Regions from separate parts of the Homo sapiens genome. Here all the other regions are linked to region 1. A link is a contact called in ENCODE Hi-C or POLR2A ChIA-PET data. All regions are on one chromosome and are shown on one strand. The core of a region is the stretch at or near the end of the contact, and the rest is flanking DNA. Distances in the headings are between cores, read along the strand shown. Region 1 holds the start of TSPO (translocator protein). Region 2 has its middle 60 kb from the start of A4GALT. Region 3 overlaps ARFGAP3 (ARF GTPase activating protein 3).

Evidence for each region. A loop is a pair of places that touch in the nucleus more often than their neighbours do. ChIA-PET counts read pairs that join two places held with the same protein, here RNA polymerase II (POLR2A). Pooled maps may share reads with other maps.
Region 2: a loop to region 1 is called in a pooled map, with 8 times the contacts of the local background. The contact joins the enhancer-like site here to the promoter of TSPO in region 1. A Hi-C loop is called at or near these places in 1 of 37 single-sample maps with no recorded cell type and 4 of 50 pooled maps. POLR2A ChIA-PET finds 5 or more read pairs at or near these places in 2 of 52 experiments (H1 and HCT116).
Region 3: POLR2A ChIA-PET joins it to region 1 with 17 read pairs in activated naive CD4-positive, alpha-beta T cell. The contact joins the enhancer-like site here to the promoter of TSPO in region 1. POLR2A ChIA-PET finds 5 or more read pairs at or near these places in 5 of 52 experiments (H1, HCT116, IMR-90 and 2 more).

The regions. Positions count from the first base shown.
Region 1 is chr22:43,149,661-43,153,888 of GRCh38, reverse strand. It overlaps TSPO (translocator protein), which reads right to left and starts at 2,330. Exons shown (of 4, transcript NM_000714.6): 1 at 2,285-2,330. RefSeq lists an enhancer at 1,638-1,737 and a silencer at 2,359-2,578.
Region 2 is chr22:42,778,409-42,782,636 of GRCh38, reverse strand. No RefSeq gene overlaps it. Among named protein-coding and RNA genes, the nearest start is that of A4GALT, 60 kb to the right of the region's middle. RefSeq lists a silencer at 2,411-2,460. Within about 2 kb of position 2,344, at least 2 of the 41 ENCODE cell types and tissues checked have a DNase peak (open chromatin) inside an H3K27ac peak, as active enhancers do.
Region 3 is chr22:42,803,226-42,807,453 of GRCh38, reverse strand. It overlaps ARFGAP3 (ARF GTPase activating protein 3), which reads left to right. Exons shown (of 16, transcript NM_014570.5): 14 at 291-381. Among named protein-coding and RNA genes, the nearest start is that of ARFGAP3, 52 kb to the left of the region's middle. Within about 2 kb of position 1,738, at least 20 of the 41 ENCODE cell types and tissues checked have a DNase peak (open chromatin) inside an H3K27ac peak, as active enhancers do.

The sequences.
Region 1 (4,228 bases), core at 1,081-3,580:
TCACTTCAACTCTGGAGGCGGAGGTTGCAGTGAGCCCAGCTGGAGCCACTGCACTCCAGCCTGGGCAATGGAGCGAGACACCGTCTCAAAAAATATATATATAAATAAAAATAAGAAATTAAGAATGACTTCCCTAGTGGTCTAGTGGTTAAAAAAAAAAATAAAAAAGACTACCGTTTTAAACAGAGAGCACATCCAAGCATTGTTTGCACCATCAAAAGTAAAGAAAACACAAATAAGCCGGGCGCGGTGGCTCACGCCTGTAATCCCAGCACTTTGGGAGGCCGAGGCGGGTGGATCATGAGGTCAGGAGATCGAGACCATCCTGGCTAACAAGGTGAAACCCCGTCTCTACTAAAAATACAAAAAATTAGCCGGGCGCGGTGGCAGGCGCCTGTAGTCCCAGCTACTCGGGAGGCTGAGGCAGGAGAATGGCGTGAACCCGGGAAGCGGAGCTTGCAGTGAGCCGAGATTGCGCCACTGCAGTCCGCAGTCCGGCCTGGGCGACAGAGCGAGACTCCGTCTCAAAAAAAAAAAAAAAAAAAAAAAAAAGAAAACACAAATAAGCCAGGAACAGTGGCTCATGCCTGTAATCCCAGCACTTTGGGAGGCTGAGGTGGGAGGATCGCTTGAGCCCAGGAGTTCTGCAGGAGACTGCAGTGAGCTATGATTGCATCACTGCACTCCAGCCTGCATACCAGAGTGAGACCCTGTCTCAAACAAACAAACAAAAACAAGAAAGGAAGGAAGGAAGGGGAAGAAAGAAAAAAAGAGAAAGAGAAAGGAAAGAAGGAAGGAAGGAAAGAAAGAAAGAAAGAGAAAGAAGAAAGAGAAAGAAGGGGTGGGAAGGGGAGGGGAGGGAGGGAGGAAGGAAGGACGGAAGAAAGGAAGAAAGCAAGCTAAAGTGAAAAGTAGGCTCCCTCCCTGCGAGCCCAAGCCCCTCACCCCAGCTGGAGAACCCGCTGTGAATACTTTCTGGTAGATCCAGCCAGACATCCTGCCTCACGCCAGGCACAAGTGTGTACAGACGACAGGACACAGCACATGTGCACACACACACTCCCAGGAAAGAAAGTGGTCCTCGGGGCACAGTGGAGAAGGCAGGCTGGGATCAGCCTGCACGGGTTCTGGCCCTGGCTCCACCGCGCCAGCTGCGTGACTCTGGACAAAGGCTTCTTTGGCAAGCCTCAGTTTCGCCGAACCTCCCTGTGGGGCTGCCAGCAGCCAGGTGGAGACTCAGGGGCCGCCTTCCCCTGCTGGGCTGAGGCTGGCTCTCCTGTCCTTGCCACACGGCCCCTTTCACCGCCAGTGGAAACCTGCCTCAGGCTGCCCTGTCCCGGGCCCCACCGACTCCACAGAGACGCCGGGCCTCGCCCACTGTTCTGGCAGTAGGCCTTCATGGGCAGGGCTTGCTGTGTGCCAGGCAAGCTGGGCGGCTGCTTCCTGTACACCACCTCCCCTGATATCCTCGCCCTGCCTGAGCCCATTCTGGGACAGCCTCAAGTCCTGTCTCTCCTGCCATCCAGCCCAGGGCACGCTGCTGGTATCCCGTAGCCCTGGCCCCTGGCAGGCTGGCCAGAGGGGCTCCAGGCCCACGCCAGGCCATGGCCTCTGGCAGCTGCCCTGGCCAGCAGCGCGTTCACAGCAGGAAGCCCCCGCTTCTCCTACCTGGGCTCCGGCTTCTTTGCAAGGGGTAGGGGAAGCAGACAGGTCCCAGAGGCTGCTCGGCTCACAGTAAGACCCGTCTAGGCTGCAACGCACCTGAGCCCCGCACTGGGAATCGAGGGCCAGGGGGCCTCTAACCGGCTTTGGGCAAAATAAACTTCCCCGATCTGGACTGTTCTCCACTACGAAACGGGGTGTCTCGGAGATCAAGAGCCCGAGGTCTCCCAGATATTCTGAGACCCTCAAGGGAGTTCCGCCTGGGATTGCCCATCCGCGGAATGGGCAGGAGAGGGAGCGTCGGCCACTCCTGGGACCGCGCTTCCTGCAGGAGAAGCCACGCGGCCAAGGGCTGGGCGTGGCAGGGTTGTCCAAGTTTTCCCTCCCGAACCCCCAGCCGGAGGCGGCCCGCGCTGGAACCCCGGCCGCGGAGGCCCAGACTCTGCTGCCCGCCGCCCCCTGACCCGGTAGCCGAGCCCCAAGTGCTGCCCCGGGTCGCCCCCTCGGGTGTCCAGTCTGCGGCTCCGGCCTCAGTTTCCCTCTGTCCCGCGGCGCTGCCAAGAGTCGCAGCCATGCGGGCCCCCACTTCCCGCTGCCCCCTCCGCGTCCCGTCCTCACTCACCAGCGGCGAGGGCACGCTCCGGGAAGGGCACTGCCTGGCAGGAGTTAGCCAGGCCGCTGTCCCCGCATCCGCCCCGCCCCTCCCAGCCGCCAGGCCCCGCCCCTCTCAGTCGCCCGGCCCCGCCCCGCCCCGCCTGGCAGCCCGGGCACTGGGCCCACTCGCGTCCCCGCGGGACCGGGAGCTCACTCCTCAAAGCCACCTCTCCCGCGGGACGCGCTTCTGCCTCCCCCCGGCCGCGAGCAAGTCTCTCGGCTCCTCCTCCTCCCCATGGTGACCGGTGACGGCCGCCCGGCCAGACCCAACATCTAAAACGTTGCCGTGTGTCCAACGGCGTGTCGTTTGTCGTCTCTTCTAGCCTCACTTTTCCCATCTATAAAATGCAGCAACAAGACCGATCTCCGAGTGGGGAATTACCTCTCCTGAGGCCAAGGCCCTGAGCGTCCTGCTGCCCAGCAGCCTTGGCCCCATTTCCGGAGCACCCCAGTTCCTTGAGCTGTTGACGCAGGGCACGGAGGCAGCGCGCTGCACTCTTAGTCCTGGCCCAGCCACTTTCTGACTGGCTCTCTGGGCCTCCATCTCCTCATCTGTAAAATGGGCACAAAGTCGTGGGACTGATGAGGCCGCAACGCGGTGATGCAGGCAGGACACCCCTCAGATGCTCGGCGCTCAGTGAGGGGAGGCTGCCATCATCACAGCCCAGAGGTGGCCTCCAGCTGCCCAGGTCCACTCCCATGCAGGGTGTGTCCAGCCCCAGGCCCTTGGCACTATGGCTGTCTTGCTGCAGTTCAAGGCTGTCCCAGCTCCCTCCAGACAACTCAGCCTGGCAACGCCCCATCAGCCTGAACCAGCCACGTTGGCCCAAACTGATCCTGCAGGGTCCAAGGAGAACTGTGGCTACTTCTACCCAGACACAGAAGCCAGGAGCCTCCTTGGGGACCAGCCAGGCTGCAGTATGGCTTTCCTAGGACCTGGCATTTTTGCCTTTGTGAGCCTCTTCCTCTATTAAAAAACAAACATACATAAATCTATTTTTTACTGTGTTGGCCTGAAGACAAGGATAACCCAGGCTTGGTTCCATTCTTCATTCATCTTTTTCTTCTGGGTTTCTTTTTTTTTTTTTTTGAGACGGAGTTTCGCTCTTGTCTCCTAGGCTAGAGTACAATGGCACAATCTCGGCTCACTGCAACCTCTGCCTCCTGGGTTCAAGTGATTCTCTCCTCCCTCAGCCTCCCGGTAGCTGGGATTACAGGCGCCTGCCACCATGCCCGGCTAATTTTTGTATTTTTAGTAGAGATGGGGTTTCACCATGTTGGCCAGGCTAGTCTCGAACTCCTGACCTGAAGTGATCCACTGCCTCGGCCTCCTAAAGTGCTAGGATTACAGGCGTGAGCCACCGCACCTGGCAGCTTTGTTTTTTTTTTTTTTTTTCTTTTTTAAAATTCCTTCTGGCCAGGCACGGTGGCTCATGCCTGTAATCCCAGCACTTTGGGAGGCCGAGGTGGGTGGATCACTAGGTCAGGAGTTCGAGACCAGCCTGGCCAACATGGTGAAACCCCATCTCTACTAAAAATACAAAAATTAGCTGGGCATGGTGGTGTGTGCCTGTAATCCCAGCTACTTGGAAGGCTAAGGCAGGAGAATCTCTTGAACCCAGGAGGCAGAGGTTGCAGTGAGCTGAGACGGTGCCACTGCACTCCAGCTTGGTGACAGAGCGAGACTCCGTCTCAAAAAAAAAAAAAAAAAATCCCTTCTTAGCCGGGCGTGGTGGCTCACACCTGTAATCCCAGCACTTTGTGAGGCCGAGGCCGGTGGATCACCTGAGGTCAGCAGTTCGCCACCAGCCTAACCAACATGGTGAAACCCAGTCTCTACTAAAAATACAAAAATTAGCTGGGCATGGTGGCAGGCGCCTGTAATCCCAGCTACTCAGGAGGCTGACACAGG
Region 2 (4,228 bases), core at 1,095-3,594, 370 kb after region 1:
TGTTACCCAGGCTGGAGTGGATAGGAGTCACGTCACACTTCTCTAGCTGTAAGGACTCTAGGAGAGCAAGTATCTGCTCTTCTTGGCTTCCTTAGTCGGGGGCAGAACCTGTTTTTTTTTTTTTTTTTGCCAAAAGTCATGCAATGGGCCGGGTGCGCTGGTTCACGCCTGTAATCCCAGCACTTTGGGAGGCTGAGTTAGGTGGATCACCTGAGGTCGGGAGTTCGAGACCAGCCTGACCAACATGGTGAAACCCCATCTCCTCTAAAAATACAAAAATTAGCCAGGCGTGGTGGCGGGTGCCTGTAATCCCAGCTACTCAGGAGGCTGAGGCAGGAAAATTGCTTGAACCCAGGAGATGGAGGTTGCAGTGAGCCAAGATCACACCATTGCACTCCAGCCTGGGCAACAGTGAAACTCAGTCTCAAAAAAAAAAAAGTGGGGGGGCATGCAATGGAGCTTTCCCCAATGTATTCGTCACTTGTTGAACTGCTATAAAGAAATACCTGAGACTGGGTAATTTATAAGGAAAAGAGCTTTAATTGGCTCATGGTTCTGCAGGCTGTACACAAAGCATAGTGGCTTCTGCTTCTGGGGAGGCCTCAAGGAGCTTCAAAGCAGAAGGCAGAAGGCAAGTGGGAGCATGAGTCTTCCATGGCAAGCGCAGGACTGAGAGAGAGAGACAGGAGGTGTTATCCACTTTTAAACAGCCAGATCTCGTGAGATCTCACTATCCAGTACCAAGAGAGATGGTACTAATCCATTCACGAGAACTCTGCCCCATGATCCAATGGCCTTCCCCCGAGCCCTACCTGGAACACTGGGGATTACAACAGATCATGAGACTTGGGTGGGGATTCAGATCCAATCCATATCACCCAGACAAAATGTTTACTTGTATCATTAACTATTAGGCAGCCATGCATGTGCAGAACCTCACAGAGGTCATGACTGGTCTGAAAGGATGTTTAAGAAATGGCCAGAGCCGGGCGCAGTGGCTCACGCCTGTAATCCCAGCACTTTGGGAGGCCGAGGTGGGCGGATCACGAGGTCGGGAGATCGAGACCATCCTGGCTAACATGGTGAAACCCCATCTCTACTAAAAATACAAAAAAATTAGCCGGGCATGGTGGCGGGCATCTGTAGTCCCAGCTACTCCGGGAGGCTGAGGCAGGAGAGAGAGGCGTGAACCCGGGAGGCGGAGCTTGCAGTGAGCCGAGATCGTACCACTGCACTCCAGCCTGGGCGACAGAGCGAGACTCTGTCACAAAAAAAATAAAAAATAAGAAATGGCCAGTATATCGGTCAGGATACGATACATTATGCTGCAGGAACAAATGACTCCAACATCTCAGCAGCTTACGGAGATAAAGGTTTACTTCTCATTCAGGTCCACTGTAGATGGCCAATATTTTCACGTTGGGACCCAAGCTGATGAAACAGCCTCTAGAACATGACTGATCTCATAGCAGGGAAAAAGAAAAACAAACCAAAAACCCCACAGCAAGTCACATTCTGGCTCTTGAAGCTTCTGCTTGGAAGTGACAAACATAACTTCTGCCCATATACTATTGGCTAAAACAAATTATGTCTCCAAACCTGATTTCTGTGGAGCAGGAAGTGTGATATTACCCCAGGGATGGGCAATTAATATTTTTGAAACAGAATAGGAATATTTTGAATAGAATGCTTCAGTAGGCCAGGTGTGGTGGCTCACGCATGTAATCCCAGCACTTTGGGAGGCTGAGGCAGGTGGATCACCTGAGGTCGGGAGTTCGAGACCAGCCTCACCAACGTGAAGAAACCGTGTCTACTAAAAATACAAAATTAGCCAGGCTTAGTAGCGCATGCCTGTAATCCCAGCTACTTGGGAGGCTGAGGCAGGAGAATCGCTTGAACCCAGGAGGCAGAGGTTGCAGTGAGCCAAGATTGCGCCACTGCACTCCAGCCTGGGCAACAGAGCTAGACTTTGTCTCAAAAAATAAATTAAAAAAATAAATATAATAATAAAAAAGAGAAAAGTTAAATAGCACAGATATTATGTGAAATAATTAAAAATTAGACTTATTAAAATGTGTATTCTTCAGAAAAAGACCCTTAACACAGTATCAGAGATAGATATTGCTAAGGAACTGAATAATGTAAGTGGCTAGGGAAGACAGCAACGCTCAGAGATGTGTCCCCTGGGGCAACATGGTTCCACAGCAGATATGGCTGTTGGGATCCAGATTACAGCATTCTTGTGAGGCTCTAATCCCTAGTGCCCAGCCCCTTCCTCCAGCCATCCTTGAGAAGTAAAAACAGGAAGGCAGCAATGTAACAGAAGACAATACATGCGATAAAGTACTTGAAAGCCAGTAAGCGCCATCTAGTGGCAAGGGGATGATTTTTTCCCATTTTGTATGTACTGTCAAATTCAAACTGCATAGGACAATTTGCATTCCTATCAGCAGGGTGTGAGAGTTGCCAATGTTTTTGTTTTTGTGTGTTTTTTTGTTTTGTTTTGATTTTTGAGATGCAATTTCACTCTTGTCGCCCAGGCTAGAGTGCAGTGGCGTGATCTCGGCTCACTGCAACCTCCGCCTCCCAGGTTCAAGCGATTCTCCTGCCTCAGCCTCCCAAGTAGCTGGGATTACAGGCACCCACCACCATGCCCAGCTAATTTTTGTATTTTTAGTAGAGATGGGGTTTCACCACATTGGCCAGGCTGGTTTCAAACTCCTGACCTCAGGTGATCCTCCTGCCTCGGCCTCCCAAAGTGCTGGGATTACAGGTGTGAGCGACCGTGCCTGGCAGTTTACAGTATTCTACCTTGTCACTAAGCTTGCTAAGTTCAGACTCACTAAGTTTTCTCATTTTAATGAATACAGAATAGTATTTCTGATAAACTGATAGTAAGATTTAGAGGCTTATTGCTGGGCATGGTGGCTCACGCTTGTAATCCCAGCACTTTGGGAGGCCAAGGCGGGCGGATCAGATGAGGTCGGGAGTTCGAGGTCAGCCTGACCAACATGGAGAAACCCGTCTCTACTAAAAATACAAAATTAGCTGGGTGTTGTGGCGCATGCCTGTAATCCCAGCTACTTGGGAGGCTGAGGCAGGAGAATCGCTTGAACCCGGGAAACAGGTTGCGGTGAGCTGAAATCACGCCATTGCACTCCAGCATGAGCAACAAGAGCAAAATTCTGTCTCAAAAAAAAAAAAGAGAGATTTAGAGGCTTGCTTCTGATTCCATTTTTAAAATGTATTTATTTAGGCCAGGTGCAGTGGCTCACGCCTGTAATCCCAGCACTTTAGGAGGCTGAGGCAGGCGGATCACCTGAGGTCCGGAGTTCGAGACCAGCCTGACCAACATGGTAAAACCTTGTCTCTACTAAAAATACAAAAATTGCCAGGCGCGGTGGCTCACGCCTGTAATCCCAGCACTTTGGGAGGCCGAGACGGGCGGATCACAAGGTCAGGAGATCGAGACCATCCTGGCTAACACGGTGAAACCCCGTCTCTACTAAAAATACAAAAAAATTAGCCAGGCGTGGTGGCGGGCGCCTGTAGTCCCAGCTACTCGGGAGGCTGAGGCAGGAGAATGGCGTGAACCCAGGAGGCGCAGCTTGCAGTGAGCGGAGATCGTGCCACTGCACTCCAGCCTGGGCGACAGAGCAAGACTGTCTCAAAAAAAAAAAAAAATACAAAAAATACAAAAATTAGCCGAGCGTGGTGGCAGGCGCCTGTAATCCCAGATACTTGGGAGACTGAGGCAGGAGACTGAGGCAGGAGAATTGCTTGAACCCAGCAGGCAGAGGTTGTGGCGAGCTGAGATCGCGCCATTGCACTCCAGCCTGGGCAAAAAGAGCGAAAAGTCCATCTCAAAAAAAAAAAAATTATTTATTTAGGTAAGGATATATATGTATACTGTATTTTTTTTTTATACGAGTCTTGCTCTGTTGCCCAGGCTGGAATCCAATGGCATGATCTCAGCTCACTGCCGACTCTGCTTCCCAGATTCAAGTGATTCTCCTGCCGCAGCTTCCTGAGTAGCTGGGACTACAGGCGTGTACCACCACCCCCAGCTAATTTTCTATATTTTTAGTACAGGCGGGGTTTTACCATGCTGGCCAGGCTGGTCTCGAACCCCTGACCACAGGTGATCCGCCCGCCTCGGCCTCCCAAAGTGCTGGGATTACAGGTATGAGCCACTGCTTCCAGCCACTTTATATATGTATACTCTATT
Region 3 (4,228 bases), core at 489-2,988, 350 kb after region 1:
GCACCAGGAGAGAGATGCCGCTCTCCCTCCCTCACTCCGACGGCCTCCGCACTGGCCATCGTGGCTGAGGTGTTGTATGTTGATCAGTCTGCCTGTGACCTGCCTCCCATGCAGAACATGAGCTTTGTGCTGTCCCGCAGGACCTGGCCTTGGCAGTGGCATTCAGTAACTGTTGGAAAGAAAGAGCCTGGGGGTCAAACACTTTCAAATGACAGCTCTTCAGTGATTCTTTTTGCAAAACTGCCCACAATCTTTGGAGCCTAACATTTCCTTTTCCTTGTCTTCTCTAGTATGAGACCAGGGCCCGCCTAGAGAGGCTGTCGGCAAGTTCCTCCATAAGCTCGGCTGATCTGTTCGAGGAGCCGAGGAAGCAGCCAGCAGGTAGGGGGCACTGAACAAGAGCTGGTCTCTGTCATGTCTACGGTATGAACACATTTCATCTGGATAGGACTGTTTCCTTTTCCAAGATATTTTAGCAACCATTATTCGATGCTCTGATCTCTGCTATAAGTCAGGTAGAGCAGAAGTTACTATTCCAGGCTTCACACGTAAGGAGACCAAGTCATGAAATTAAAGCAACATCCCATCATTGCCTGGCAAGTCATCCTTCTGAACACTGTCATAGAGGAGTGTTTTCTAGCTGAGTGCGGCTGTGCTATGAAATACCATGTGCTATCTTAGCCTTAGAGGTGGACAGCGCCGGGCTCCCGTGTGATCCTCACCACCCTCTAGCTGTGAGCCCTTGAGGATGTCATGGTGTCTTTAGCCTCAGTCTCCTCCTCTGTAACGGGGGTGGATAAAACCACCTCACAAGGTTGTCATGCGGCTTAAATGAGCAATGTGAAGTGCCACCAAGTGTCTGGCACACAGCAGGCCCCAGGGGTGGGCAGAGGCAGATAGAAACATGTGGCTCTAACAGCATCTGTCTTCTGGGGAAGACAGAACACAGCTTTGGGAGTGAGCAGGTGGAGAGGAATTGCCTGTCTCCCATATCCCTCTTCAGGGTTCAGACCCCAGCGAGGAGGTGTCTGGTCCTCCCAGGGCTGGGATGGCCTAGGATGGGGCGGCCTGTGAGCCCAGTGGTGGGCCTCAGAGCGCCGGCCCCTCTGCTTCGACTTCCCCTCCCCCTGACTGAGGGATGCCTTGTGAGAGTACCCTACAAAGGCCTCTGCCAGGCCACAGTGGGGAGGAGGGGCCCTGTGGTTAACGTGAAAGGGGCAGCGTCCTCTGAGGTCATTTCAGGAAGCCATTTATCAGCAGGAGAGCCAAGGGGAGGGATGACTCTCAGGAGCCAGGCATTCCAAGCCTGGCACCCTCAGCATCCCTAGGCCTAGAGGAGCTGGCTGTGGCTCTAAGTGACCAACCTAGGCTATCACTTGGCCTTACAGCCACAGAGAACAGCTGTTTTCAGAGTCCAAAGAGAAACAGCTCGAGAGAGGTCTGAGTGTCGGACATTCTGGGTTGTGGTTTGGGGATGTTATAGAGACACACTGTGGCCCTCGGGGTGCAGTGGGCACTGCCAAGTTGCTGTGCTGCAGTGGAGGGAGAGTCCTAGCCAGGTGGCAGCAAGTGAGACAAGGGTTGTGTTGGCAGAGCAGCTGGCAGAGAGCCAGGCAGCCCAAGGAGCCAGAGGCCAGGGCCAGAGTGGACAAGCCCCGGCACATCCGCTGCCAGTGAGAGTGTGAGGGTGCCTGGGGGTGCGCAGCCAGGGCCACGGCTCCCCTGAGCCACTCTTTGGTCAGGAGCACACCCTGTGCCTCACCCCAGACTTGAGCAGAGGGGCCTCGTTTCCCTTGGGCAGTCAGTTACTTGCTGACTGGGCATTTCCTGGCAGTGAGTCTTGGTGGGGGCAGGTGAGGCTCATTGGCTTGTTCCATCTCCAAACTTTCAGTGTCCTGGCCTGTTGTCAGGGCAACTTCCTTTTGTGACCACCCCTGGCAGAGAGGCACTCCGGCCACCTTTGGAGACCTCCAGCAGCCCCACAGGTCAGTGCTGGGTCGCCTTGTAGGGGCCCTGGCACAGCCAGCAGCCGGTCCAGAGACCTGCATTGTTCAGTCCCCTGACTCCCTGCAATGGATGCCTTTGTAATTTAAATCAATAGAAGTTTTACTCTGAAGCACTGTTTGTTTTTTTAAAAAAATATTTGGAGATCAAATGAGAGCAGCCTTTCCAGTTACTGAACAAAAATAGTGGCAGCCTGTGTTTACCTTCCTGTTCCCTTTCAGAGAACAAAGATCCATTAAATTTTTTTGACCCTGTGTGGATGCCAAACCAACCCTGGTTCCTGGCACCTCGTGGTCATTGTAAGGTGCACCCTGGGGTGAGAGGCCACCCAGAAACTCACTCCCCTGCCCCCGCCGGGGTCTAACTGTGTTGCCCAGGCTGGTCTCAAACTCCGGGCCTTGAGCAAACCTCCCTCCTCAGCCTCCCAAGAAGCTGGAATTACAGGCACCAGCAACTTTTATTAAATATTTACTTTTTATTATTCAGAGCATATTTCAACAAAGAGCTTTGTGTGTTCTGCCTCCATAAAGCTTGTTTTATTTTATAAATTTTTTTTTCTTTTATTTTGTCTTTAATACTTTCCTATTGAAGTAAAAGCTTGTTTTAAGAAAACAAGTTCTTAAAACTTGTTCTGGGCAAGGCACGGTGACTCACACCTGTAATCCCAACACTTTGGGAGGCCGAGGTAGGCGGATCACCTGAGGTCGAGAGTTCAAGAGCAGCCTGGCTAACATGGTGAAACCCCATCCCTTCTAAAAATACAAAAATTAGGCCAGTCACAGTGGCTCACGCCTGTAATCCCAGTACTTTGGGAGGCCGAGGCGGGTGGATCACGAGGTCAAGAGATCGAGACCAGCCTGGCCAACATGGTGAAGCCCCATCTCTACTAAAAATACAAAAACTAGCTTGGCGTGGTGGCATGTGCCTGTAGTCCCAGCTACTCCGGAGGCTGAGGCAGGAGTATCGCTTGAACCTGGGAGGTGGGAGTTGCAGTGTGCCGAGATCACACCGCTGCACTCCAGCCTGGAGACAGAGCGAGACTCCATCTCAAAAAAAAAAAAAAAAAAAAAAAATTAGCTGGGTGTGGTGGTGGGCGCCTGTAATCCCAACCACTCAGGCGGCTGAGGCACAAGAATTGCTTGAACCTGGGACGGGGATGTTGCAGTGGCCGAGATCGCACCATTACACTCCAGCCTGGGCAATAGAATGAGATTCTGTTTCAAAAAAAAGAAAAGGAAAAAAGAAACTATTCTGCTTGGTGGCTCACCCCTATAATCCAGCACTTTGGGAGGCTGAGGAAGACGTATCGCTTGAGCTCAGGAGTTCCAGACCAGCCTGGGCAACATGGCAAAACCGTGTCTCTACAAAAAATACAAAAATTAGCCAGGCATGGTGGTGCACACCTGTAGTCCCAGCTACTCTGGAGGCTAAGGTGGGAGGATGACCTGAGCCCAGGAGGCAGAGGTTACAGTGATCTGAGATCGTGCCACTGCACTCCAGCCTGGGTGATAGAGCCAGGCCTTGTATCAAAAAAAAAAAAAAAAAAAAAGAGGAAGGAGGGAGGGAAGGAAGGAAGGAAGGAAACAATCAGTTCTGTGTTCCTTATCTTAATTTCCAAATGTGAAACGCTTCTGGTGAGGTAAGCTGCTTTCTGGGGGTGTTTCTAGCCCAGGAGACCTGCGGCCGTTCTTACGGGCACTCTCTTTCACTGTAGCTGAAGGATTGAGTGGGAAGCGCATGTAAGTGCCTGCAGCCAACCTGACCTGGCACAGCAACAGTCCCTGTGGTCACACCCATGGGACAGGGTCATTAGAGCTGGGGGACTGCCATCAGCTGGGCACTGCCTCAGGCAGGCGTGAGGCACTCAGACACCAGATGACAGAGTGGAGGCAGCTGTGTGAGAGCCAGGATACAACAAAAAGCTTAAAACCCAGCTGCCCCCTCAGCATGTTTCCTCCCAGAAAGCCAATTCTGATTGTTTGAATGAGAGCACGTCTGCATGGGAGTGCAGACACCTGCACCCCTTCCTTGTGTGCATCGTGGGGTCAAGTGGTAGGTTGTTTGTGAGGTCCCTTAACCACTGTCTCCTTTTCTCTTTGCTCCAGCCCAGGGTCTAGGAGTGTGACCTCGAAAGCACTGCCCTCAGTCTGCATCAGGCAGTCTGGTTTGGTTATTGCCATGTGTGCTTGTCAGACAGTATAGCTGTGCAGTGGCCCCAGGAGTT